Linked DNA regions of Homo sapiens: regions 1 and 3 are each linked to region 2. Evidence: chromatin contacts called from ENCODE Hi-C or POLR2A ChIA-PET data. All regions are on one chromosome and are shown on one strand. Each heading gives the region's core, a stretch centred on a gene start or an enhancer-like site at or near the end of the contact. The rest is flanking DNA. Distances are from core to core; before and after follow the strand shown.

What was found. A loop is a pair of places that touch in the nucleus more often than their neighbours do. ChIA-PET counts read pairs that join two places held with the same protein, here RNA polymerase II (POLR2A). Pooled maps may share reads with other maps.
Region 1: a pooled map shows a loop between it and region 2 (2.8-fold over the local background). The contact joins the promoter of SMARCE1 here to the promoter of RARA-AS1 in region 2. A Hi-C loop is called at or near these places in 4 of 50 pooled maps. POLR2A ChIA-PET finds 5 or more read pairs at or near these places in 2 of 52 experiments (IMR-90 and activated CD4-positive, alpha-beta T cell).
Region 3: a pooled map shows a loop between it and region 2 (2.4-fold over the local background). The contact joins the enhancer-like site here to the promoter of RARA-AS1 in region 2. A Hi-C loop is called at or near these places in 9 of 168 maps with a recorded cell type or tissue (CD4-positive, alpha-beta T cell, CD4-positive, alpha-beta memory T cell, CD8-positive, alpha-beta T cell and 5 more), 3 of 37 single-sample maps with no recorded cell type and 15 of 50 pooled maps. POLR2A ChIA-PET finds 5 or more read pairs at or near these places in 5 of 52 experiments (K562, T-cell, WTC11 and 2 more).

The regions. Positions count from the first base shown.
Region 1 is chr17:40,645,643-40,649,579 of GRCh38, forward strand. SMARCE1 (SWI/SNF related BAF chromatin remodeling complex subunit E1) reads right to left here and starts at 2,176. Exons shown (of 11, transcript NM_003079.5): 1 at 2,131-2,176; 2 at 154-205. The coding sequence starts at 160. RefSeq lists a silencer at 2,415-2,709.
Region 2 is chr17:40,341,193-40,344,850 of GRCh38, forward strand. RARA-AS1 (RARA antisense RNA 1) reads right to left here and starts at 1,944. Exons shown (of 3, transcript NR_110861.1): 1 at 1,684-1,944; 2 at 804-1,498; 3 at 1-508. The region is part of intron 2 of RARA (retinoic acid receptor alpha); the gene reads left to right. RefSeq lists enhancers at 222-800, 836-1,386, 873-922, 1,387-1,936, 3,037-3,587 and 1 more and a silencer at 303-532.
Region 3 is chr17:40,613,471-40,617,466 of GRCh38, forward strand. No RefSeq gene overlaps it. Among named protein-coding and RNA genes, the nearest start is that of SMARCE1, 32 kb to the right of the region's middle. RefSeq lists enhancers at 1,319-1,438, 1,719-2,308. Within about 2 kb of position 2,026, at least 8 of the 41 ENCODE cell types and tissues checked have a DNase peak (open chromatin) inside an H3K27ac peak, as active enhancers do; they include CD4-positive, alpha-beta T cell, CD8-positive, alpha-beta T cell and GM12878, where a contact is called at or near this core.

The DNA of each region.
Region 1 (3,937 bases), core at 926-3,425, 300 kb after region 2:
TTCTTGTAAACAACTGAGATATAATACTATGCAACAAAACTACCAATGGTCCTGTTTTGAAGAAAAAAAAATGAGAGTATTTTGGAATTCCCACTTGCTAGGGCATTAGTCTCTTATTAACATAGATTGATAAATATAAAAATTGAAACTTACTTGACATTTTGGAAGATTAAGTTCTCAGTTCCTTAAGAATGAATCTGAGACACTAAAATAAAAAAAAAAGGAAAAAAAAAAGAGAATCAAAACTCAGCAAGCATACGAGAATGTTTTCCTAATGAATAGGGTAATTTAATTGGTATTTCTGAGTAAAATTACTTCACCTTAATTCCTAGTAATTAAGCCTTTTGTGTATTTTAACTAGTTCTTATAGGTCATTTGGTTGATTAGAATTAAATGACTAAAATAAAGTACTGGGGATATTTAGAAATGTACTTTCAGGTTTTTTCTTGTGATACTAAGCTACCTCTTGTATGGAAAACATTTTGCTGACGCCATGTAAACATTTCATCAGACTGATACAAGGATGAGAATAGAAAGTGATGTATTATCAGGGTCCAACGCAACAAGGCCTACCAGATACTGACAGCTCCCTGATCAGCAACTGTATCATGCTTTTGGGATAACAATTTTTATTAAAATTAGGCAGCATTTTATTCCTGGAAGCAGTGCAAAAGGTAATTGGTATGACAATGAACTTCACATTCTCTTATAATGGTAAATAGCTTCATAAATGCTGGGAATAAATTTTGAGAGTCTACCTGAAAAACTTTTATTCATCATTCACAGCCCATTTCAAAATTTTTCTCCTCAAGGGAACTTTCTTGATACATTACCTGGGCAGAATTAACTGCTCCCCCATCTGTATTCCTATACAGTTTACACAGATCTATATTATTATAACTTTTTTTTAACTTATCAATATGGCTAGATTGTATGCTACTTGGAAAGAGGGACCATGTCAGGACCTAGCTCAATTCTTAGGAAATTTTTTCCTAGTATTACCAGCTCACAACATAACCAGGCACATGTGAGCTTGTTCTTTACATCAACATACATCACAAATAGTGAGGTACAAAAAGACAAAAATTCATCTTTGGAAAGAAGGCAAATAAACTTCTATGACTATTGGAGGTATTTGCAACCAAACATGTGGAATAGATCTGATTTTTCGCTTCTATTATTAATTTTAAGGAAATTCCCTGGAGCATAAGGAATGAGTCCTGGTGTGGAAAGAAACAGCTCATTTTCTCAATGGTCCAACCTGAGTCTTTCCCTCTTAAAGAACAGCCAGAAACCTTTGACTCTGGTGTAGATTTCCTTTCTGCTCACATTAAGGGAGCTGTCAACATCCAGCAGGCCTCGCTGCAGGGGACCCTGACAACTAACATAAGCTCCCTGTACGTTATACTTCATTGTTAATACTTTAAAATTATTGCTCTCTTTTGCTAGAATACAAAATTTAAGAGTGGGCTTGTACATTTGTCCACCGTTGGATCCATCTTTGGTGCCTGGCATAAAAATAAATACCCGATAAATATTTGTTCAAGAAATACTTTATACGGGGTACGCTTATGACACTATTTCGCTTAACACTCACAAGTACTTTATATGTACAGCTATCCCCATTTTACAGATGAAACAAGGGAGTCTCGGAAAGTTTAAACAACTTGTCTGAAGCCATATGCAGCCAGGAAGTGCCAAAGTTGGGTTTCAAACCCAGGCCAAACTATTTCAGAGCTCTGCTCGTCCTCAAGTCGCTGCCTGAACCAATGGGGGAACCTTCTGCCCGGGTGGGGGGTGAACCACGGACCTGCCTTGCCCACGGCTTCCTGAGGTCGCTCTCTTTGTCTTGGAGAATGTACTTTACTAGCAACTCCCCTAAAACGGGGTATTCACAGGTGCTTTGACCAATTTCGGGGGACTGGCCTTGCCTCCAAGGAGGGGGCCCCAGATGGGACTCCCTCCCAACCCTCGCTCTGCTAGGCCTCAAGGAGGCCTCAACCGGCTCCTGGCTCTGGCCCCACGGCCAAGGCTGAACCCCAGCAACCCCCGGGAACTCGGGGTCTAGCCAAGCGGGGACACCACGACTTGCACCCACCGACCCGGTCCGTCCCACTTGGAAACACTCACCCGCGGGCAGAAAAAGCGCCCGCAGCTCCGGCTTCGCTTCCCTTTGTCCCGCGCTCGCCCCGCCCCTCGCGTCCGGAGCTTCCGCACTCGCACTTTCCACACTCTTCTTAATTTTTTTTTTTTTCCGGGCCCCACCCGACCCTCTTTAGAAAAACTAACCTTCTAGTGAAGATGCGGTGATGCTTAGCACACTCAGGGATTTTTTTCAGGACCCATTGGATCCTCAAAACTCCCCGAATTTTGATACTTTCCCAGCCGGGCGCTGATTCGTCACGGCGAAGAGGGCCGAGGAGGCCCGACCTAACACAGAATAGGCCTGGGTTTAGCGGCTGTGAGGAGCCGGAGCCGCCGCAGCGACCGAGGAAGTGGCGGGAGGTGCCGAGCCTTGCGGAGGGGCGGTGGGGGCCGCGGTGGGAGACGGCGGATGGCGCTCAGCGCGAGGCCGCGGAACCACTGTGGCAGCAAGCAGTTCGGCCAGACTCCCGCTGAGCCCGCTCCTGGAGGGGCCCTCCCCGACTCCGGTCTTGCTTTCCTTTAGGCTGTGGGTCAGAGTCTACACTTCACTAAACCTGGGATGGAGGCGTGGAGGACTTGCTTCGCGGCGTTTGCGTCCTCGCAGGCGCCTCGCAGGGCTTCCTGCCCTCACGGCGGGGGAGTAGCTTTGGCGAAAATCAGCACGAGTTCTGCAGTTTTTCCAAGCGCTTTTAGGGTGTAATCGTCCCAGGTTTCTAAGCCAAGGCCCGGAGAGTTGACCCCCTCGCAACAGCTTGTGTGTCCTTGCAGCGCCGCGGGTGCCACCTGGTCTCCGCCTCAGCGCTGCCTCGGCTCCTTCGGTTCCCACCAGCGGGAACGACCGTCCCCACTTTCAGCTTAAACTCATCTGTCCTTCTGGATCCAGCTCAGAGGTCTCTTTGTGATGCCCTCCTGGAACTTCCCCCCTAGTAATCCTTCCTTTGTATTCCCGTGGCTCTTTGATAATAATGGTTGGAGTCCTGAACCCGACCCTTTGTATCGGACCGTGTTTGTCATCTCCAGTGCTTTATGAAGGCCTTGAAAGCAAGGTTCAGCCGTCTGTATTGGTCATCTTCCCATTGCCAGTGCCTACGAAGGGCTTGACCCATTCATTGTTAGACGCTCAGTAAGTGTGTATTGAGGCAGCCCTCTGTGCCACTCCAGGGCTCTTTCCACTAAATCATGAGTATGTTGGTTTACCAGATGGAATGAGTAGCCTCTTCTTTGGATACATAAACACCCGATGGATATTGTGGGTCACTGTGGAGGGAGAATGAACGTATGGGATCCCTGACCTGTGGTTACTGGAAAACAGTTGACATTTAGAGAGAGGCTGAATTCTTGGGCTTCCCGTAGCCCCCATCCTGAGTGTGCCAACAGGGACTAGAAGCATCTCTAGTCTGCAAAGCGAGGAACAAGTGATACTCTGTCCAATTTTTCCAATATTGTTATACTCATGAATAGAGATTAATGAAATTGAAGAGCATATTCAAGAGAAAGACTAAAGGAGAAGTCGTCTGCCCCGTGGACAGGCAGCTTGAGTGGTGCTTGAGAAAATGTACATGAAATTGCTTGTTAAAAAATATTCACGCCTGTAATCCCAGCTCTTTTGGGAGGCCGAGGCGGGCAGATTACTAGGTCAGGAGATCGAGACCATCCTGGCTAACACGGTGAAACCCCGTCCCTACTAAAAATACAAAAACAAAATTAGCCGGGCGTGGCGGCGGGCGCCTGTGGTCCCAGCTATTGGGGAGGCTGAGGCAGGAGAATGGCGTGAACCCGGGAGGCGGAGCTT
Region 2 (3,658 bases), core at 694-3,193:
CACCAGCTCTTCCTTTTATCTCTCCAGAGCTGGACAGTGCACCAGGGGCCGGTACTGGTTCCCCAGCTAGGAGACACCTTGGGCGGGGCTTTGCTCGCCGGAAGCACGCAGAGCGTGGGGAGGAGGGCCCCCTCTGCCTGTGTTTGTGCCAACAGCACCCGCGCTGCCGCGTCGGGTTCCGGCGGCCGGAGTCACACATGATGTCACAGACAATGACACAAGCCGGTGTCTCATTCCGACACAGCGTCCGAGCTGCACAATGTCACACCCGGGTGCCAAACACTTGGCCCCGCGCGACCCGGCCCTACGCCTCCTGCCGCCGCTCTCCGCGTCTCCGGGGGAGGTGGCCCGGTTCGGCCGGGCAGGGGGCTGGCGGGCGAGCCCCGCGGGCGGGCTGGCGAGCGGGTGATGTCACGGGCAGCGGTGGGTGGGTCACTCGGAGGTGAGGCGCCGCCAGGCGAGTTCAGCGAGAGTTCAGCCGCATTGCATTAGGCAAATGAGGCCCGGCCTGGGTGGGGGTGTGTGTTAAGGGGAGGACACCGGGACCACCCCCCTCTTCCCCGCCCCACCACCTCCTCCACCACGGCTTCGCTCGGCCAGGGACTGACCAAACCTTGGGGGAGCCTGGGAGCCGGAACTGGTACAAGGGAGGACGCCCGCCCCTCTTCCGTCCTTGTCCCCTCGCAGCCCCCTCCTCTCCCTGTACTCGGCGTCCCTCTGTACTCTGTGTACTCCTCATCTGGAGCCTTTCCCCCTTCCTGCTTCTCTCCTCTCCTCCCCCTTCCCAGGCTGCCCCCACTTGCCTGTCCACATGCCGCCTCTCCCTCTCGGTTCCCTGCGTTTCTCCCGCTGCAGCCGGACGCGCCGGGAATGGGTTAAGCCAGGGGCGGTGCCTGGACGGGGCGGGGCGGTGGAAAGGGGGTGGTGCCCGGAGGGGAGGGGGCGCGCAGAGCTGGGGTGGGGGGGCCGTGGCGCGTACCACCAGAGACCGAGCGAGTCGCCAGCTGCCCCTGGCCTGGCGGGGGCGGAACCGCGCGGGATCCCCACCCCCACCCGGAATCCTCGCCACGGAGAATCCCTGGAGAAGCCCCGGATCCCCGGCTGGGAGGAGGAAGTGCTCGTTGACCCCCAGCCCCGCGCTGATCCCGCCCCCGGCCTGCGGACTTGGGGAGCCGCTGTACTCTGCCTCGGACGCCACGAGACTCTAGACGGGAGTCCCCTCGAGGTGAAGCCGCTGAGTTCCCGGGCCCCGCCAGGCTTCCCTGGGAGAGCCGACGGACCCCCCCTCCCAGCACACACAACTTCCCTGCTTTTCACCGGGACTGGCGGAGCGGCCGGCGGACTTAGACGCGGGGACTTCAGGGCAGGGGGCGCCCCCTGCCCGGGTCACCAGTCGGGGCGAGGGGACGTCTCCTCTCCCCCAGCTGCTCTGCTCGGATGGCGCCGCCGGCTGAGTGACGGGGGCGGCGCGCAGGACTTCCCAGCTCGGACCTCTTGCCTTCGAGGGGAAAGATGTACGAGAGTGTAGAAGTGGGGGGTCCCACCCCTAATCCCTTCCTAGTGGTGGATTTTTATAACCAGAACCGGGCCTGTTTGCTCCCAGAGAAGGGGCTCCCCGCCCCGGGTCCGTACTCCACCCCGCTCCGGACTCCGCTTTGGAATGGCTCAAACCACTGTACGTACCGGCCTCTCAGTCTGCTGTTGTAGGGGGTGGGAGTGGGCGGTAGGGCTTCCACTACTACTCGGGGGTGAGAGTCCCGGGGTGTAGTGGAGGTCCTGTCTCTACCTTTCACTTAACCCGTGTTGCCCTTGCTGGACAATTGAACCCTCCCGGCCGCACCCTCCCCCCAGTAACCCTAAGTGCAATTTGTGTTAGATTAGGGCTGAGGAACTTTGAGAGTTCCTTCTTTCAAGCAACATTCCTTCATCTCTTGTTTCACTTCTTCCAGGAGAAATGAAGCCCAAGCCCCTTGCCCCCAGTTTATATCTTCTTGCCTGGAATCCAACAGCTTCACAGCAGGCTGGAGGGTGGGGTAAAGGTCCTGTCTGTGTGGGTTTGTCTGCTCCCGGGGGAAGGCCCCCCCGCCAGATCCCACTTGCCAAAGCCCGAGGGAGAGCCCCTTCCTGTGCGACAGCTGCTGCCCCCAGCCCTTGCTCTTGCGTCATTAGAGTGGGTGTCAGGGGAGCACTCAGTGTCTTTGGTATTGACAGTGGGGTGTGGCAGAAAGGGGCAACTTCATCAGACACCCGTCTGCCATCCTAACCTTCCATCTTGGCAAGGGGCACTGGGTCCTTATGGGGTTGTTGTCCTGGCCCCAGACACTTGGCTGTCATCTTTGAGGCTTTCATCCCCAGGAGTGGAGGGGAGAAGCTGCTCTGGTGAGAAGAATCCCTCTCCCCCTAATCCTAATCCGGTTTGTTCTCTGGGGAATGAGTTTGTTTTTGTGGGTCTGGGGCTGCTCTGGAAATGAGGACTGCATCCCTTCCCAGCTCCGCCACCGAGTCCTTTTGTTACCCTGACTTCACTTGGGGATAGGGCCAGGTCCTGGGCTGTGCCTTCCTAAGAGGGGCACTGATGAGAATCCTAGCATCCTGGCAGCCTGGTCACTTTCTCTCCTTGTTGCCCCCTGCCTGGGTGCAGGCTCCTCTGGGAGGAAGGGCTCTGTGCACACTCAGGAGCTCGGAGCACCAGGGTGTACACCTGGGCATTTTCCTGCGCAGCTGTGAGGCAGTGTACACTGGGTGGGCGGGAGCAGGCGCAAGGGGGTTATTGTTAGATGGCTCAGGTTTCTTCCCCTCCTGGGCTTTGGGCTCTTTGCTGGAGGGGAAGCTCTTCCGTGGAGGATCTCCCACCTTCCTGGACCTGCTGCCTCCCTCCTGCCTGCCAGGGAGGAGGGGTGGAGTGGGTCTCGGGGGGGCCCTGGCAGATTGGAGAAGGTTGAAGGGCAAAGGACTTACCCCACCCCTCTTGCTGGGAGAAGAGAGACCTGAGATGGACAGACAGCCCACCTCTGCCCTCCCAGAGCCACTTCTATCCCAGCTTTTCCTATTGTCCTGCCCCCGACCATTTCCTCTAGGGCCGAATCTGCTGTGTGGCTGTAGACACAAGAGGGAAGGTATCACCCTTGACTTTGGAAGAAGAGAGAGTGAGAGGATGACTCTAGGACCCTTTTTCTCATTCTCCCAGTGCTGGAGCAAGACCCCCCTCCCCTAGGGGGATAGTTGGAGCAGGGCTGCCAGAGTCACCCCTTCCACTGCCTTGGCCACCTTCTCCAGAGGGCTGGAGAGAAGCTGGGATCTGAGACCTTGGTCTCCAGCCCCTGTCTCTTCTTAGCCCATGGGGACAGCTCAGCTCTTCCTGGCCCAGAACTGGAGAGGGAGGAGGATCACAGAGAGTAGGACAGGCAGTGTATTGGTGAGCCCTTCCCCTAAACCACTGGACATGGGGAAGTGGAGACCTGTCCCCACATCCATTCTGGGGTGGGGTAGTAGACCTAGAGGCCTGGGTTTCCAGTTCCCGTAGTCTGAGCGTGGGTGTGCATATATAAGTGAGTGAGGTGTCAGTGGACTCGGGTCCTGAGGCTGTGAGGTTGGGAGTGATGGGGGTCTGGGGGCTTGCCTTGAGGCACAGGAAGGACCCGGAGTCTGAGGGTGGCAA
Region 3 (3,996 bases), core at 776-3,275, 270 kb after region 2:
GTTCCCATTGCCTTTTGGGAAAGGCAGTAGTGTGGCTTAGTTGAACTGAGGACAGACAGGGACTTGCTGGGAAGGGGAAATCAAGGTGCAGGTTCTCTTGGAAGGAGGCAGGATCACAAGCGGGTCCTGGGGTGGAGAGGGGGAAGGTGTGAGTGGAAAGAGCAAGTGTGCGTGACACAACCGGCACAGTCGGCCTCTTTCTCCACTGGATGGGAACTCCCTAAGGCAGAGGGCTTTGTGTTTTGTACATTGTTGTGTCCCCAGCACCTAGAACAGAGCCTGATACATTGTAGGAGCTCAGTAAATATTTATTGGATGAGTTGTAATATTTATTGTAAATATTAGTAAATATTTATTGAGTTGAGTTGGTCTTTCCAGTGAAGTGGTTGCTTCTCTGTGAAGCTCTGTGGGAAACATAAATGGTGGGAGATAGGTTACCTGTCGTTAGGGCTGGCCATATGTGAGCCCTATAACCATTTGGTATTCATTCATTCATTCATTCATTCATTCATTCATGGAATATTTGCCCAGCTTCTATTCTGTAATATATTGTATTAGTCACTTGGGGCACAAATATGAAAGCCAACACATATTTCTTCAGGACAGGTGCAGTGGCTCACACCTGTAGTCCCAGCACTTTGGGAGGCTGAGGCAGGAGGATCCCTTGAGGTCAGGAGTTCAAGACTAGCCTGGGTGACATAGCGAGACCTTGTCTCTACAAAAAATTAAAAAATAAATCCAGACAGAGCAGTGTACCTGTAGTCTTAGCTACTTGGGAGGCTGAGGTGGGAGGATCGCTTGAGCCCAAGACTTGGAGGCTGCAGTGAGCTATGATTGTGCCACTGCACTCCAGCCTGGGTGACAGAGTGAGACCCTATTGTTAAAAAATTAATTAATTAATTAAAAATATTTCTTTAATACCCATCATGAGCCAGGCTCTGGGGGATACCATGGTGCCTCAGGCTGGAAACACCTTCTTTGGTAGAAGACACAGACTGTCTAAGCCACAGACGGGGGCGCGTCGGTCTCTCTCTGGAAGTGGAGATGCTGGGAAAGGCTTTGCAGAGGAAGGCACATTTGGGCTGCATCCTGACAGCAGGGCAGGCGTTCGTCAGGCTGGGGAGGTGTGGGGCAGCACCGGAGCAGAGTGTCAGTGTGTGTCATGGCTTGGTTTCCCTCAGAGGCCTGCTGGGGCCACCTTTTAGCTACACTCTTCACACCTCATTTTCCCACTTCCCAGACCCTCTGAACATGTCCTTCTCTCTTACTGGTTGCTCCCAGTTTTGCTCATCCCAGGGCCTTGCACCATGTGTAGCACAAAGATTCATTACGATCAATACCAGTTAGTCTAGGAACTGTTCTCAGAGCTCGGTGACATCCCTGGTGTGGGTGCAGCTGGGGACAGCAGCGGGACTTTGACTCCCATTTCCTCTCATGAGCTCCTTGGCCTGGCTCCCCCGGGAACTTGTTGTGAGAGGAGGATCACAACAAGGCTGGGCAGGATGAGGGCATCCCTGGGTTCTCTGTGCCATTGAAATACAACACGGCCCCTGCCGCAGGTGAGTGGATAGTGGGCCCATGTGGTTTAGCATAACCCAGAGCCAATGTCCTCAACAGGGCTGCCGATATGGTAGTGCTCACCCTTCACCTGGAGGCGGCTATGCTCCAGGGCACAATTTGACACACTTTAACAGGACAGCGTGTTGGTGCATTGGACTAGAGGGCCTTTAAGATCTCTTCCAACTGCACGCTTCATTCTGATCCAGTGATTCTTTCTGGCCTTGAGCTGGGAACATCAGAACCCAGTCCCGTGGTGGCTGCCAGAAGATACTGTTAAAATGCAACTAGAAGAATGTTGTTTTGGTTCTTTCACACATCAGCTGCTAATCTTTGTAGGATTTTCCCCTTCCCAGGGTTAAGAGAGAGAAGAGGAAGTGAAAACAGGAGGGGAGAATTTTCTTAAAGCACCTCTTGCCTTGTAGACAACAACCAAAAACCCCCTAGGGTTTGAACAGTGCTGTGTACTTTTTTTTTTTTTTGTAGCTTGTTCCCATCTACAGCCTGCCTCATTTGGTTCTCAGAGCTCCCCCAGGTGGGAGGCAGAATTCTGAACTGCCCCAATTCCACTCTTATTTGCAGACAGGGGGCATTCCTGGGGCTGGAGGGAAGGGCTGAGGACTGGCTCTTCTGGCAGAAGGAGGTATTTTACAGTCATTCTGGAGAGGCACTGGGGGTTTCTGAGTTTCTTCATGAAAGCTGGGCAGAGCCTTCTCTACACCTGGTGGAGAAAGGTCTGTGTGAACAGGGATTAAGCTGACTGTCCTCTGGGTGGAGCCCTTCGGCCATGGAAGGCGGAGGAGCTGGACTTCCGAGCACCGATTCAGCATCTGCTGATCTCTCCCAACCACCAGCCTCTCCTGGCTATTGGAGATCTCCGACTCCAAGGCCCAAGCCCTCCCAGTTGAGAGCTCCCAAGTGCAGTATCTACTGCCAAGACAGGGGTATCTTCCCCAGAGTCCAGTAGGCATGTTTCCAAATTTTCTTGTTGTTTAACAGATTTCATTGACAACTCAAAACATGCAGCTGGCTAGTGGGAAGCAGGGAGAATCTGGAGGCAAATGAGATGGAGCCCTCGTTCTCCAAGAGGTGGCTGTTCTCCTGATGCAGACAGACATGGACACAAACACAGTGTGAGGATGGAATGGAAGCGTGGTGGGGAGGGGAGGAGAGGGAGCGCTACACAGGACCAAGGCAGCCTCACCATTGCACGTTGGAGCCCTGATGCCCAGTCCCAGGGCATAGTCTCCCAATCCAGGGCCCCCTGCTCTGGTGACCTCATGCTCTGCACTAAAAATCAGCAACACACAACCGGGCAAGTGTGAAGGTCCAAGGCGCCAGGGGGCCAGTGTATTTGAAATAGAGATGGTCCCAGAAATTCAGGTCCCTGTTCCCATCGCCCTTTGGGAAAGGCGGTAGTGTGGCTCAGTTGAACTGAGAACAGAAAGGGGACTTGCTGGGAAGGGAGATTAGGTGGTCCTCTCCTGCCTCCTGGGAGTTTTGGCTGGGGATTGGGAAACTGGGACTGGAAGAGAAGCTGGGGATCAGGGATGTCAGGAGAGAAGGGGCAGTCTTCACTTTGTTTGGCAGAGATCAAGCGCAGGGCCATTTGGCATGCCAGCAGGGCTGAAAATGAGCCACTGTAGGACCTGGGTACACAGGGCCCCTCTCCCCCTCATGCACTCCGAGGCCCATTCTTATGCCTCTCAGACAAGTATGGTGAGTTGATCCTAGATTCAGTCTGGGTTGGGGATCAGAGCCCTGAGCCTCTCCCAGCCTGCACTGGCCAGCCCCTCCTGTCCTTCTGGCTAGTCTCTGCTCCTTCCCATCTCTGCCCTGGACTTTCCCCATAGAGCCTTCACTCCCTCATGCAATCCCCTTCTCTCCACTTCCGCTGCCCTCTCCCAACTGCTCAGAAGCTGTGCTTCCATGAGGCCTTCCCTTAGGAGTGCCTGTCTTCCCTTTCTGAGCTCCCCTGGTTCAGGGGGCCATGCATATGACAACTGCCAGAGGGTTTTGGTTCATTTCTTTGTTCTGTCTCCAAGGTTCTGACTCCTTGGGGCTGAACCCAGGTCTCCTTCACCTCTGAGTTTCCCCCATCACTTGGCTCTTCATTAAGCCATCAGTAAGTACTGCATGAGCAAAAGGACAAGATTTATCATTGGATCTCAGAGGATGGCCTCTGTCTACCATCTTATTTTCTGAAGAAGTGGCTGTTTGCTTTCCAGGAAGAGGCCGGGGAGAGAGCTGGAAGGAGGGTCCATAGCAGATTTCTCCCAGGAATCTGGAAGAGCTGAAGTCTCATGAGGATCAGGACTGTGGGCTCAGGGGGCACCTAGCCGGGCGCTTGGGAACGACAGACCAGTTTGCTGGTTTAGGCAGGAGAAAGGGGGTAGAAATCTTGTTAATTTCTGGCAGTGTAGAAATCTACCCAGTCTA